Linked DNA regions of Homo sapiens: region 2 is linked to region 1. Evidence: chromatin contacts called from ENCODE Hi-C data. All regions are on one chromosome and are shown on one strand. The core of a region is the stretch at or near the end of the contact, and the rest is flanking DNA. Distances in the headings are between cores, read along the strand shown. Region 1 overlaps ADAMTS15 (ADAM metallopeptidase with thrombospondin type 1 motif 15). Region 2 has its middle 57 kb from the start of MIR8052.

Region 1 (4,816 bases), core at 832-3,331:
TGCAGGAGCCTCTTACTTGGTCTTTCTGCCAACAGTCTTTTCCTATCCCAGTCCATGCTTACTACCAGCTCACTGGAGTGGTGAGCTAATTACAGTCTGATTTAAAATATTTCCATGGCTCTCTGCTGCCTGTCAAACAAAGCAAAAACTCCCTAATGCAACATAGAAGGCCCTCCATGATCAGACCCCAGCCCAGCCTAGGCTTCAAGCCCACCACTCTCTCATGTATTCTACAGTCCAGCCACATCAAGCTGTTTTCATTCCTGACCTCCATGCCATCGTACGTGCTGGCCACACTTCCAGGAATCTCCTTATCTGCCCAACAAATTCTATTCATTCTTCAAAACTCAGCTCAAGAGCATCATTTCCTCTGACTCCTTCCCAGGTCCACTCAGTGATTCCTGCAATTGCTTCGTGTATAATTCCCATAGATCTAGAAGCATACCTCTGTTGGAGCACTTCTCATGCGCCATCATAATCATTTTCTCATGTCCATCTCCCCCAAAAAAATGTTTCTCGAGGAGTAGGCTAAGCGGTTCATTCTACAACTTCTTCAGTAAATACAGGGCTCGGAGTCCTGATGCTGCCATTTACAAGTCGGGGGAATATCTAAAGGTCCCTAACATCTTTGATCCTCAGCTTCCTGATACACGAGGAGGGGCAGTGATAGAATATAATTCATAATGTTGTTATGAACAATAAATACAATAAGAGAAGTAAAGACCTTAATAGAATGCTTATATATAGTTAATGCTGGGTGATGGCTATTATCATTATATGATTACTGTGTGCCAAGCACTTAGTGCCAAGACAATTAAAGCCTGCCCTCGAGGTCTTTAGGGTATAGCCAAAGAGACGGACAAGCAATTCGCTCAATGTCAGAAGACGCAGAGGGTGCCATGAGAGCTCAAGATGGGGCACCTGCTGTCACTAAATGTCACACCTGCTGGAAAGATTGAAAGCGGACGAATCTGAAACAAGGGAAAACAGGTACAGACTACGGATATACTCCAGTGAGACATGATGCTGGCCTGCACTACAGCAGCAGCAGTGGGAAGGAAGAAAGGGACCAAGTTTGAAGATATCCTGGAGGTGGAATCAAGTCATGTGACTGGATGAATAATGAGATGTTTGGGGTGGTCTGTGTGGGGTTGGTGGGGAGTCTGGGTGAACACAGGTGGGTGGGAGGGTTATGTATGCAGACGCAGAATCCACTGATGTGTTGGTTTTAACTGAGCAGTGAGATAGCACGTGATCCCCAAGGAAAGCGTATGAAATGCGTGAGCTGAGCAGAGGGCTGCAAGGAGCAGCAGCACCGGGCAGGCGGTGAAGATCAAACAGGACCATGTATGCAGACAGACAGTGCCTACACTGAGAAGCGTCCCCACATTTCCACCGGAGACAGGCTCCTTCATCCCTCTTGGTTTACTGTGTGTTCCCAAGGAAGCCTCTGCGTCACAAATACTCATTGACCACTGACTGTGTCCCAAGCCCTGGGCTCTGGGTGCTGTGTGTAACTGCAGCTTCAGAACCAGGTTCCCATGCACTGCAGACTCAGCCCAGGGAGGGTGCTTAGAAAAGCCATGTCATCCTCCTGAACACATTTCCAGAGCACTCTCAAAGGCTCTTTTCTCAAAATCCTCAACAACAACAAAACCACATCAGGAGTATCTGCTCAATTACCCATGGCAGAGATTCGGGGTACTCCCTGCTGAGGCCAGAATCCCAGTCCCCTGAGGTCATCTGAACTGTTGGTCAGATGTCTGGGACAGCAGTGGCTTAAGGCCCTGGACACTGTCTGGGACCGTGGCTAGGTACAGGAACGGGGAATGATACGAAGGCAATTGTTTCTAACAGCCTAGGAGTACAGCTAAAATCTCATCAAATTCCAGCCATTCCCCATGACAATATTTTCACCCTTTTCCCAAATCCAGTTTTTCACGAGGAGATTCCCTCCTCTCTTCATCTCCCTCTATCTTACCCTTTCTGCTAAAATTGTTCTCCTTTGGAAACAAATAGTTCTGTTTCTTCTTTGGAATGCCTCGGGAGGTCAGGAACTCTTATCTCCTCCTTCACAACATTCTGGTCACTGCTTGGAACGTGACTTACGTTACTGACCACAGCTCAGGAGAGCAAAACAAAGGCAGGGCTGCCCAGCTGAGCACGAAGGGGTGGGCCTGAAGGGAGGGGAAGGTGAAGGCTGAGTTTCTGGCTGCCCTCTCCCTCCCCAGTTTCATGCTTTGGAGCAGCAAACATTTCACTGCTGCCTTCTCACAGCTGCCGGGGGCTGAGGGGTGACACCATGGCAGTGATGAAGGGGGATGTTCTGCTCTTCTGGGATTTGTTGCTGGGATTGCAGGCTTCAGGGCTGACTCATCCATGAGGGCTGGAGACAAGCCAAGGAGCAAAGGAAAGACACTTGGGGTCACACGCGCTGCCCTTGGCCACGCCAGCTCAGCCTGCTGGGGGCTCGCCAGGGTTCACTGGGCAGGCAGAGCACGACCCAGGGGTCGACACCTTTTTGTAATTATCAAGGTTTTTTCTCACTGGGGCAAGAACGCATTCCCCTCCAGAGGATGGATTACAAAGCAAATCGTTCCTACCTCTCTTCAAAGGCCAGCAAATTTAGGAAACTGCTGCTTCCTTCTCCAGAAACTTTAAAATGCAGCCAAGCTTGTTGCCCGCCACACACCCCATTGCCTTACCTGGAGCTCTCCTGAGCCTCCAGGCGCCGCTGTAGTTGGGACCCAGCCTCCTCTGCTTCCTCTTTAATTTGCTGATCCCCAAAGCAGCCCAGAGGACCTTTTCCTTAGAAAGGTTTTACTGGCAATTGCTTCAATGGAAAACAAAAAGGATTACAAAAATAACCCCAGGAATATGACAACATTTTGAGCAATTTTAGAAAGATCTTACAATTGCTGACTTCCAGTTTATACATTAACCCAGACCCCTGCAGTTCCCTTCTGGGCCTTCTGCTAGCTCATAGACTCATGCAGCCTCTTCTGGCTAGTTCTTCCTTCTTCCAGAACCTTCTATCAAGTGCTGAAACTTTGTCCAACCTCCCCACATCCCTCACCCACATGCCTGAAGGGGCAGCTCTCGCAGCTCAAGAGGAAGTCATTCCCCATGGCCTTGCCCTGCTGGAAAGTCAACAGGAGAAACCCCTTCATCTCTGAACCCCAAACTGAAAACAAACCATCAGCTAGCAAAATCTAAACCATAACTGGGCCTAGAAACCCAGACTGCTAAAGCTGAACGTGCCCTAATAGAACACTGAATCTACCCTTCTCACTTTGCAGGTAGGAAATGAGGATTCCAAGAGAGGATCTCAGACCCGCGACCAACACGAGTTTCTAGATGTTCTTTGCAATGCGTCACACCTCTCCCACGCCTGTATATTTGCTAACATTTCCAGACCAGCACAAAACTAGGAAGAGAGAAACATTCTCTCTCCAAAGAGAAGGAACCTTTCCCTCGGGACACTTGGGGTTTCCTCCTAAGGCAGGAGACTGGAAGCCCACAGGACAGGGGCCCCTCTGGCCTCTCCCGTGCCTCGTCCCTTCACCCACGCACGGCCCCAGAGCTTCTCTCAAGCACTCCTGAAACCCCGCCCCAGCGGCCCCCAGGACTGGGCCTTCTGCTTGTCTGCTACAAGGCCCGTCCCCTTTTAACAGGGCTGCTGTCTCACCCTTCAATCTGTTTCGTTGTCCCTTCCTCTGAGGGGCTTTCCCTGATCACTCTCTCCCACACCCAAGCTTTTTTTTCTTCGTTTCTTTTTTCAGCTCCTTCTCTCTGAAAAAGTTCAAATGCGATCAAACGCCCACATCCAAGCTCCCACTCTCAGCATCAGTTGGTGTCTCCTTCACTTGTAGCACGATCTGCCACAACTCTCTGCTTGCTGACTTGAGCTCTGCCTCCTCAGCTAACCTGGGAGCTGCACAGGACCAGGACTGTGCCTGTCAAGGTCACTGCTGTCTCCATAGCTCCTAGCACAGTGGCTGGCGAAGCTGGGCATTCCATGGATGTGAGGAATGCATGCATGAATGAGAAGCAGTCACAGAGGCAGGACACAGGTTTTAAATACTTACAGCTTTATTAGGAGAAGGCTGTGGTCACCTCAGCAGCCAGCTCCCTTGTATACACAGTATACACAGCCCAGCCAGCACCCAGGTCCTTCCATCCTTCTGCAGTACATGGAGTGCAAAAGAACCAAACACAACGGCGGGGAGGGAGGGTCTACCAATGAGTGTCAGTGTCTAGTGCTTCCGGGAGCCAACTGCCAGGCTAGGGACACTCAAGTCCCTCAAACTGTCATCAGCTCCTGCCAGACCCCACTCCAGCATGTCGAGGTTCATATGAGAGTGTTTGGGCCAGACTCCTCCAATCAGTGCACGCGATGGGCAGAGGAGGCTAGGGAATCCTGAGCCCAAAGCTGTATTGGTCCATCCCCCTCAAGAAGTTGTTGGAGCTTTCAGAACGTTCCTCTTCTTGTGTAGACATGAGATACCGCTGTAACTTTACTCCATCACCAGAAACCTGTGCCTTGAGTCTAGTCTCTGCTCAGCCCTCGAGAGCATGGTTGGATTAAGGAAATAGTCAAAGGCAAGCAAGACAAACTCCCTAGGTTGTCTTGGTCATGCGTCTTTTAAAAAGGGAAAGAAGAAAAACCACCACAACAGATAAAAGCACCGAGGCCTGGCTTGTGTCAGGAGCCAGAGAGGTTGTCCTTCCTTGAAATGGTTTGTAAAGTGACTGATGGCAAAAGCTGCTCTCCTCTACTGGAGGCCAGCCTCCTACCGATGGCACCTCTCTTCCC
Region 2 (4,816 bases), core at 1,616-4,115, 130 kb before region 1:
GGGAGCCTGGGTTTGTAGCATATGCCATTTCCTGTGGTGTAAATGTTCTCACCTGAGAGTTAGAAAAAGATCTGCTTTGTCAGGTCTCATGAGCTAGTATGAGTGGCTCCAGGTGCACACCACTGACACCCCAGGTCTCCTAGGATAGGACCTCCTGCAGTCCTGTCTCCAGAGAAGATATTTTAGTTGTCTTTGATGATTCTACTTCCTTCATTTCTTTCAGGCCATTTGAAAATGAATCATCCTTTGGAAGGTGAGTCGTCATGTCAAGGAATCTAAATTATTCTCGAAGCTAGGAGCATCCAGGGCCGCCACATAGAGCCACCCAGGCTATGCAGTGCACAACTTCAATAGGCCCATTCACATAGGCATGTGCAAAATGAGTGGCTTGGGAATGTCTTCATTGTAGTGACAAGGCCTTCCTGGGTTAAGGCAGAGCAGAAATGGTGAGGTTTCCCAATACCCCCATCCCCATGTGAACTCTTGGGCTCAGCAACATCTCTAGCTGCTGAAAACTGCGAGCACTTACTAAGCAAACTCCTCAGATATGGTACTGCCTGAGGGCTAGAGCAGGCGGTATTTATAGTCTCTTCTCCAAAGAAGCAGTTAGAGATGCACCCTGTGGGCTGCCTCCCTTCCCACCTATCAAAGCAGTTCATTTCTTAATTTATCCAACAAATACTTAGTGAGAATCTCCTAGGTTCAAGGCATTGGGCTGGACACTGAAACAAAACAAGATATTTAGAAGTGACACAGACACAGCAAGTCCAATATTTCCTATTTTGTTTACAAAGATTCGTGCACATCCAGAAAGAAGCATCACTATAGGTAATCGTATATGTGCTGACCACTACCATGGATTGAGCACTTACTGTGGACCAGAACTCTACCAAGCATTTCCTCTATGCTACTTTATTAATCATTATGGCAACCTTATGAGGAGATATTATCAGCTCCCATTTATAGATGAGGATTTAGAGACAGGGAAAATAAAAGAACTTTTCTGAGGTCACATAGCTGGAAAGTGCAGAGGTGGGTCTGACTGCAGAGCTCTTACTGTTAACCTCTGGGATACACCAGATCCTTAAATCTCTTAGCACTCAGCAGCGGAGGCTGATCCCTGGTTCGGTTAAGGGCCAAATCTTTCTTTGCATCCTCCAGGGGCTGCTCAGCTGACAAACTAGCCAGATGGGACCCAGAGAAAGAGACAGTCCAAGCTTCCCAAGGAGCATGTGGTCCCAAAGGTGGGGCAGAGCTATCTCCCAGGCCACTGCAGGGCACCTCACCCCCTGGAGACCACCCCAGATGCTTCCTTGGAAATTCTGACTTCAGGGTCTTAAATAGTATTGGGGCACTATTTCTGGAAGCACATGTGACAACCAGAAGAGGTTCTGGTTTTCATTCTTAATATAAGGGCCTTGTTTTTAAAATGGAAAACCCAGAGAGCTCAGTGGGTCATGGAGTAGAAACAAGGTTCAAAGGTTGGAGGAGAAGGGCAAAAAAGGAAGCAGAAATTTCAATCCTAGAAAGCTGTTCAGGGGTGCCAAGCCAGACCCTCCAAGATGAAGGAAAAAGATGGAATTTGGGGACAGCATACCCTCTGGAAGATCTCAAGGGATTCTACCTAGCCTAGTTCCAGAGCCAGTTAACAGCCCTTCACCCCGGCCAGCCCTGGATCTTTCTGTCAGTCCCAGTTTGGCCTTTTGGAGCCCTGCAGAAATCAGGCCCACCTGTCTCTCTTGCTGCATACGTGCAATCTTGGAGATGGCAGCCAGTCTCATTCCCTTAGGGAACAGAAGGGGTTTCAAAAAACAGAAAGGATCTCTTTACTTCTCTCTGAGGTCAGGAAACATGCCCCTGTCTGTGATGGGTTTAGGAAAATAATAGCAGTAACTCCCCCGTGCTTTAGTCTCCGAAGCCAATCTAAAGAAATCCAGGCAAAGGATCCAGGGCCTGAAGTAAACCCACACTCAAAAAATTTTCATTAAGAAGAGTTTGCATGTCATAGCAATTGGAAAACCCAGGACATAAAAGCATTTCTTCAATGTCTGTCCGACTACAAAAAGGTAACAAAGTCCCCCTTGAATTTTGGGGGGTTCAGGCTCAGATTCTACTCCTTCATTCCTCTACTGACCTCTGAATTGCAGGCGTCCTGGAAATCCTGTCCCACTTCAAACACCAAGTGGGCCTAAGAGAGTTGATTTTCTGAGCCCAGAGAGATGAAAAATAAATGTCAGTGACTAAGAAAATGCGGGCAGGGTCAAGACAAAATTCAAGGGGGACTTGTACAGTGGAGAAAATTCTTCATGCTGGCAATGCTTTGGCATGCTTTGAAAATTCTTCATGCTGGCAATGCTTCTGATTCAACAGCACACGCACCACAGCATCTGACCATTTCTGTGGTCCACAGGCCATGGCTCCCTGGACAGAGTCCTCGGGGCCCTGAGCCAGCCCGAACTTGGAAGAGAGTTCTTCCTGGCAGTGGGCTGCCGTCTCTGAGCTCTGCAGTCAAAAGCCACATGGGGTCATGGCAAATCCAAGCCTCTTGACCCCTACCTAGAAGCCTCAGCTCCCATCTGGGACTCAAGGAAGACGGGCACTGGGCTTCCGCCACCCTCTCTCTAGCCAGCTCAGATCTCTGTTGCTGGCGGGTACCCAAAGAAGGTCTCTGGTTTGCAGATAAAGGACTTTGTTTGGGTCTCAGGAGTCTCTTAAAGGGTGTTCCCTCAGGTCAAATAACATAACACGTTTTTTTCAGGGAAAGGGGTGTCACCCTGAGCCCAGGGCAGCACACAGCACCCCCATTCCTATCGCCTCCCACTCCTGGGCTAGCACAGGCTGCCTTGGACAGGGTGTGCCTGCCAGGCTCCTGCCCAGTCTCTGCTGGGACACCCGCCTGGCTGGGCTACCCTCCCTCTGACCCTGTGTGTCTTATTTTCTCCAAAGAGCCTTGGACAAGGAAGAGAGATGGTTAGAAATCACTTTTTTCCCAAGCTTGGAAGCTGATGAGGGTAGAGACGATAGAAGGAGGAGGAGAAGTATTTGCATCTCTTCCCTTTACCTCAATTAATCTCTAAATCCAGTTGCGAAAGATGTTCTGAGATGACGTCCCGGTTGTTCTCAGCCTCCTTCACTAGCCCTGAGTCTGAGCCCCGCCCATGAGCCCTACATCAGGAGCCAGCACAAGTCTAGAGCCACCCACTTTCTCAGTGGGAGGAGTCTGGGGACAGAGGAGTCTCTATCCCTCACAAGAGGCTTATTTGATGCTCTTAGATGATTTTTCTCATGGGAAGAACATCTTTCTCCTTTAAGCACCCAGGGGCCCCGGCCCCAGCTCTGCCCTCCCTATACTTCCGTATGCTATTCCCATTTATTTTTAATTTCATCTCAATCTTCTTTTTTTTCCCATCAACTATGATTTGAAATTTATTTTGAGATCAACCCCTGGGGCCAGAGCTAGGAATCAAGTGGTGCTGCTGGACAGTGACCTAGGGACTTAGGTCCCATCAAAGGTGGTGGCTTATTTCTTAAGCTGGTTCCCCTCTAGGATTAGCACAGAGGTGTCTAGTGCAGGCTTCCCAAGACTTTCAAACTAGAAATTTGCAGGTGAGACTGACAAGACAATATGGGTGATCCAGAACTATCACTGAGCCCCAGGAGCATTGGTAGAAAGCCTGCTCCAACAACCACAAACCGGGTTTAAGGCATACCCATACATAGGGCCTTTTCATTTATTCATTGGCCCCCATCAGAGCCCTCTGTTCCAAATGAAGAGCTACCGAGAGCAGGAGCTCCATCTTTATCATGCACTATGCAAATGTGCAAATGTTAATGCTTGCTTGCGGGATGTCTCACCCACACAGGGAATTGCTGCACACCTGCTCACAGGGCCTGTGCTAGGCGTGTGAAGGAGGCACAGCGTGAGAGAGCGAGAATCTCTCCTTCAGGAAGCTCAATCTAGCGGGAGACGCAGGGCCATTCCTGAGCCACTGACAGGAGACAGAGGGGTCTTGGTGCTGTAAGTGAGGGATGAGGAAAGGACAGGGAAGCCAGAGAGGTCTCAGAGGAGTTTCAGGAAGGAATTAGGGAGGAAGTAGAGTGTGATCCATGGGTGTGGTTGGACACGAGGAAAGGGCCATCATGGCAGAGGGGGCAGTGTGAGCAAAGGCCCCTGTGGTGCCAGGTGTGGGGGATGCTGGATCTGAGCGAGGACTGGGGAAGGACAAGAGAATGAGTGTGAAGGGGAAGGCAAGCAGAGCAGCTGAATGCCAAACTGGGACAATAAACTGTTTCCAAATGATAGTGATGTGGGTCCTTGTGACCCTCCCTTAAGGAAGCTGCTCACTGCCTTCCTCTGCATCCCACTCTTGATAGCATCCCAAGCCATCCAAGTCCCCGGGTGAAAGGGGCCCAGCTTTGCAGCCCCAGGGCAGCCAGGTCCACTCAGAGCAGCCCAGAGTGCATACCTGTCTTCTCACCCAAGACACCCGGACGGTGGCAGGCTGGCAGAAATGATACTCCAGGACCCTCCTCCCGGGGAACTAATAGCCCAATAATCCCACAAGAGTCACTACTGTAGAACAGCAAAAAGCCAGCAAAACTGAAAAACAAACAGGGATGCTCTGGCGAGAGCCAAGCTGCTCTTTGGGCCCTCAGATTTGGGGTGTACCTGGACATCGTCTCCTGACTTACTCATTTTGGCACATCACAGAGCACACAGCATTGAGGCCCTCTACCCCACAATGATCCCCACCCACCACCTCCATGTGACAGTTCGGTTTCCTGTTCAAACTATTGAGGCAGCTCCAGCCCAGAC

Evidence for each region. Hi-C counts contacts between places; a loop is a spot of excess contacts on that map. Pooled maps may share reads with other maps.
Region 2: a map of ascending aorta shows a loop between it and region 1 (2.2-fold over the local background). The contact joins two enhancer-like sites. A Hi-C loop is called at or near these places in 2 of 168 maps with a recorded cell type or tissue (IMR-90 and ascending aorta) and 6 of 50 pooled maps.

What each region holds. Positions count from the first base shown.
Region 1 is chr11:130,475,900-130,480,715 of GRCh38, reverse strand. It overlaps ADAMTS15 (ADAM metallopeptidase with thrombospondin type 1 motif 15), which reads right to left. Exons shown (of 8, transcript NM_139055.4): 8 at 4,071-4,816. Among named protein-coding and RNA genes, the nearest start is that of ADAMTS15, 30 kb to the right of the region's middle. RefSeq lists an enhancer at 1,830-3,029. Within about 2 kb of position 2,081, at least 24 of the 41 ENCODE cell types and tissues checked have a DNase peak (open chromatin) inside an H3K27ac peak, as active enhancers do; they include ascending aorta, where a contact is called at or near this core.
Region 2 is chr11:130,607,565-130,612,380 of GRCh38, reverse strand. No RefSeq gene overlaps it. Among named protein-coding and RNA genes, the nearest start is that of MIR8052, 57 kb to the left of the region's middle. Within about 2 kb of position 2,865, at least 18 of the 41 ENCODE cell types and tissues checked have a DNase peak (open chromatin) inside an H3K27ac peak, as active enhancers do; they include ascending aorta, where a contact is called at or near this core.